2 separate regions of the Homo sapiens genome follow, and region 2 is linked to region 1. A link is an interaction called in ENCODE POLR2A ChIA-PET data of the cell type or tissue named here. Cell type or tissue: B cell. All regions are shown on one strand.

What was found. Peaks named below come from ENCODE experiments on the same cell type or tissue, not always from the same donor. Only the 100,000 strongest peaks of a DNase experiment are listed, where the experiment ranks them.
Region 2: POLR2A ChIA-PET joins it to region 1 with 5 read pairs; 4 of 35 experiments call an interaction of 5 or more read pairs at or near these places.

The regions. Positions count from the first base shown.
Region 1 is chr7:2,939,852-2,942,351 of GRCh38, forward strand. CARD11 (caspase recruitment domain family member 11) reads right to left here. Exons shown (of 25, transcript NM_032415.7): 6 at 1-77. Among named protein-coding and RNA genes, the nearest start is that of CARD11-AS1, 2.9 kb to the right of the region's middle. In B cell, CTCF peaks have their summits at 699, 910 and 1,114; no DNase peak of the experiment used is centred here; H3K27ac peaks cover 2,302 bases.
Region 2 is chr7:3,101,445-3,103,944 of GRCh38, forward strand. The region is part of intron 1 of LOC105375130 (a long non-coding RNA gene); the gene reads right to left. Among named protein-coding and RNA genes, the nearest start is that of CARD11, 59 kb to the left of the region's middle. In B cell, no CTCF peak of the experiment used is centred here; no DNase peak of the experiment used is centred here.

The DNA.
Region 1 (2,500 bases):
TTCAGTTTTAGAGACTGATTTCTCTCCAGCTTACATTCCTCCTCCATCTTATTCAACCGGTGCTTTAGCTGATCGATCTGAAATACCCCAAGGGTGCCCAGGGGAGAAGGCAGGTGGCAAGAAACACTCAGAAAAGGCAACGCTTCCCCCGATCCCACTGGGCTGGCAGCATAACCTGAGTTATGCCCCTCTCTCCTTCTTCCACGGGCAGAGAAGGGCTCCAAGAAACCTTCTCCAGTAAAACAAACTGTCATCACCCTGTTGATGGAGAGTTCCTGATTAGTCTATTTAGAATAGCTCCAAAGGGGCTACAGGCCTCAGAGAAAATTCCCTCAACCTTTGTCAGGTGGGACAGGTTATGGATTTTGGGATAAAAGAGATCCAAGTTGGTGTTTCCCACTTCAACGCCCTTCTCTGATGGGTTTCAAATTCTGATCCTCGGAACTCAAGGATTCCCCTGAGGAATCCAGGGGTTACCCAGGGGGAAGGAGGAGATGGTTGACAAGTTGGGGTTCTGGGCATCCACACTGACTTCACATCCCAGAACAGCTCTGCTTGTGTGGTTTGTTCTTCTGGGTTTCACACAAGATTTTATTTGGATAAATAGCACTGTTGCTAAAAAGGAAGAGGAAGAGGAGGAGGAAGAGGAAAAAGAAGAAAAAACAGGAGAAGGAGGAGAAGAAGAAAAGTAGAGGAAGAAGAAGAGGAAGGGGAAGAAGAGAAAAGAGAAGAAGAGGAAGAGAAAGAAGAAGAGGAAGAGGAGGAATGAGAAGGAGAAGGAGAGGAGGAGGAAGAAGAGGAAAAAGAGGAAGAAGAGGAGGGGGAGAAGAAGGAAGAGGAGGAGGAGAGGAGGAGGAGGAAGGAGGAGAGGAAGAGGAAGAGAAAGGGGAAGAAGGAGAAGGAGAAGAAGAAAGAAGAAGAAGGAAGAGGAGGAGGAGAAGAAAGAAGAATAATAGGAAGAAGGAGGAGAAGAAGGAGGAGGAGGAGAGGAAGAGGAGGAGGAGGAGAAGGAGAAGGAAAAGGAGAAGGAGAAGAAGACAGCCTGAAATTCACTGAATTGTAATTTCACAGGATCTCCACCCTAAAGAACCTCCCTAGACTTAGTGGCAGAAAGAGTAGCTTCCTGGAGGAGGCAGCTATTGCATCTGGAAATGAGACAAGTGGAGATGTGCTGATTTTCACACTCAAGAGTTTAGTGTCAGGAACTGGGACCAGCAGAAGACTTCTTCAACCTGTGAGACTAACCTGTGTTCCTCCCCAAACACATCGGCTTTGCTAAAGTATCCCAAACAAGAAGGTTGCATTCGAGGGCTATAAAGAAAGGAGGCACCAAAGGGGAGAGTGTCATTTTTCAAATCTAGTCTTGGAAGGAGAATCATCTCAAGGAATCTGGCAGGTAGAGAGCAGTGGCTTTAGCAAGAAAAGACCAGCTCCTGCACCCCAGTGATTAACCTGAGACGATGAAGAAAGGGGCGTGCAGGAAGCAGCCCGAGGCCAAGAAAACCAGCCAGGGACTCTGCTGGCCAGATGTTCTTCCAAATTCTACTTACACTTTCTCACTATTAATGTATCTCCAGGGAAACATAACACAGGAGGAAGTTCCGGGAGAGAAACTTGTAAGTCTCTGCCACAGGGTAACTTCCCCAAATCCTAGGTAAAAACAGCATAGAAATCTCTCCTGCTCATGCAAAAAAAAAAAAAAAAAAAAAAAGCTCCTCAGCATCTTCAAAGCTTAACCCAAGTGTCCTGTGGTAAGTCCCGGGTCCCACACGAGCAGGCATGGGGCGCTAGCATTGTGGGGTGCTTACAGGGTCAGCCGCTCCGCCAAAGACCTACGGTTCAGTATCCCAGCAATCCTAGGGCACACGTATTACTTTCATTATTGACATCTGCAAATGAGGAAACTGAGGCCAATAGCTAAGTAAGTCGTAAAGCATAAAGCCAGAATTTGAACTCAAAGCTACAGGACTTACAAAGCTCATGCTTCTAACCAAAACACTATTGCCTGCTATGCCACTGACTCAATTCACCTGAATTCCCGGTGGATTGTTTACGGATCTGTCTGCTTCACTAAATTGTAAGTGACCTGAGCACAGCTCACGTTATTTATCCCCATGTCTCCCACAGTGCTTAGCACAGTGCCTCACACGTGGCAGGTGCTTAATAAATATTCTGTGAGTCTATTTTCCATCCAGCAGCCAGAGTGATCCTTCTCAGACATAAATCAATTGTCACTCTTCAGCTCTCAATCCTTCAGAGGGTTCTCATCACAACTAGAATAAATCCCAAAGTTCTTACCATGCCCCCATGATCTGGACCCCGCCATCCCTTCCACTCCCTTCTGCACCATTTGTTTATTTGGCTCTGGCCCCACTGACTCTCCTGCCATTTCTTTTCTCTTTCATTTGTTTCTCTTCCTTCCTTCCTTCCTCCCTCCCTCTTCCTCCCTCCCTCCCTCCCTCTTCCTTCCTCCCTCTTCCTTCCTTCCTCCCTCCCTCCC
Region 2 (2,500 bases), 160 kb after region 1:
GTGTTTTAAGCAGAGGATAGAAGGAATGATCTAATTTATGTCTGTCAACGAGCTCTGAGGCTGGAAAACAATGGGCTGACCTGGAGCATTTCGGCATAGACCTAAACTCTATCCACTTTAGAACTTTGGTGGTGGGCACCCCAGACACACCCGGCTTCTGAAGAGCCCAGTTTCCGAGCAAAGAGAGAGAAAATCCCTCGTCAGACCTTCTCATGCTGGGCCGAGATCCATGCTTCCATTTAGATAGCATTAAAGGTCTTCTATAAATTAACAAAACAGGAAGAGCTGCAAATAAAAATGGACATGCCACACCGCCACGGGCATGTGAATTTCCCAGTGGTTCCCATTCGCCGGAGTAAGTTAAAGACCGTGTCAACCTTAACACAAGCTTTGGTGACTTTTGTCAGTTTAAGTAAGACCTTTAATACTCCTTAAACATATTTTTCTGTAAGTAATAGAATCGTGGCAGAGAAACGAAGCTATCTGTCATGGAAACGCCGGCAAAGGAGGAACAGGCGTGTAATAACAGGGGTGCCTGACTACCAGAATACCTGTGCAAATGAAAATTGATTTTCTCGAGAATTCTTCGCCTGATGAAATAAATTAAATCTACATTTACTTCTATTTGTTTAAAAACCTCTTTGTTAAAATAAGTACAGCAGTATATAGACATAATCCAATAAATTAGAGGAGGATAAATTATACCCAAGAACATTCTGCACAGAGAATACACACACAGAGGGGACCCACAGAAGGAAGGCCTGTGAAAAACCACTTAAATGTTTGGCTTAATTCCATTTGTAATGGTAAAACTGACAAACAGATACGTTTGGGTTTCCTAGAGCTTGTTTTATTTTTTTCCAAATCAGTTTTATTATGATTTTAATTTGGAAAAAATAATCTACAGAGTTTCCACTTAGCCTGAAGAAATACAAGTTTAACTAGGTCTTAAAATTTAACACAGCTTGGAAAGTGCGCCAGTAGGAACAAAAACAATCCCTAATGAGAGGAAACAACATTACAAGACTTACATGAAAAGACATTATCTGAGGCCTCATCTTCCTGCCTGAGCCTGCCATCCTGCCTCTGAGACTCTCACTTTCCCCCAACAAAAGGGAAATGTTAAAAGCACAGAGGGGGCCGGGCGCGGTGGCTCACGCCTGTAATCCCAGCACTTTGGGAGGCTGAGGCAGGCGGATCACAAGGTCAGGAGATCGAGACCATCCTGGCTAACACGGTGAAACCCCCGTCTTTACTAAAAATACAAAAAATTAGCCGGGCATGGTGGCGGGCGCCTGTAGTCCCAGCTACTCAGGAGGCTGAGGCAGGAGAATGGCGTGAACCCGGGAGGCGGAGCTTGCAGTGAGCCGAGATGGTGCCACTGCACTCTAGCCTGGGCGACAGAGTGAGACTCCGTCTCAAAACAAAACAAAACAAAACTAACAAAAAAAGCACAGAGAGTTTATTGAGCATCATGTAAGGGCCTGGCACTTGTTTGTTTGAGATGGAATTTCACTGTTGTTGCCCAGGCTGGAGTGCAATGGCATGATCTCAGCTCACTGCAACCTCCACCTCCCAGGTTCAAGCAATTCTCCTGCCTCAGCCTCCCAAGTAGTTGGGATTACCGGCACCTGCCACCATGTCTGGCTAATTTTTGTATTTTTAGTAGAGACGGGGTTTTACCATGTTGGCCAGGCTGGTCTCGAACTCGTGACCTCAGGTGACCCACCCACCTTGGCCTCCCAAAGTGCTAGGATTACAGGTGTGAACCACTGCGTCCGGTGCTGGCACTTGTTATATTAGGTGTGCCTCCCAGGGCGGTGCTGGGAGAGGTGAGGTGGAAGCTTTTTAGTGATTGGCTACATTTATTTATTTATTTTTGCGAATTTAGTTTTTTTTTTTTTTTTTTTTTTTTTTTTGAGATGAGGTTTTGCTCTCTTGCCCAGGATGGAGTGCAGTGGCATGAACTCATCTCCTTGTAGCCTCCATCTCCTGGGCTCAAGTGATTCTCCTGCCTCAGCCTCCCGAGTAGCTGGGACCACAGGCAGGCATTATCACATGCAGAGATTTTTTTTTTTTTTTTTTTTTTTTTGTAGAGACAGGGGTCTCACTCTGTTGCTCTGGCAGGTCTTGAACTCCTGGGTTGAAATGATCTTCCCACCTCGGCCTCCCAAAGTGCTGGGATTACAGGCATGAGCCAGCATGCCTGTAAACTGGCTGCATTTACTCACGCACTATTGTCCCATGGCAGGGTACTGGTGGGTGCACAGAAAAATGAAACTGTTGTCACTGTGGTTGCTCTGATGTCACTGGAGACTGTGAGAACCACACAATAAGGGCAGCTCATGTTGCATTCAAACGCGTCAAGGCAGGTGCGTCACCCCAGGCTCTGAGCACACACCTCATTTCATCCCGAGCCAACACTGCTCCCATTTGACAGATGAGGACGTTGAGGCCTAAAGTGGAAAATTATAGCCAGCAAGTCTGACTCCAAAGCCCG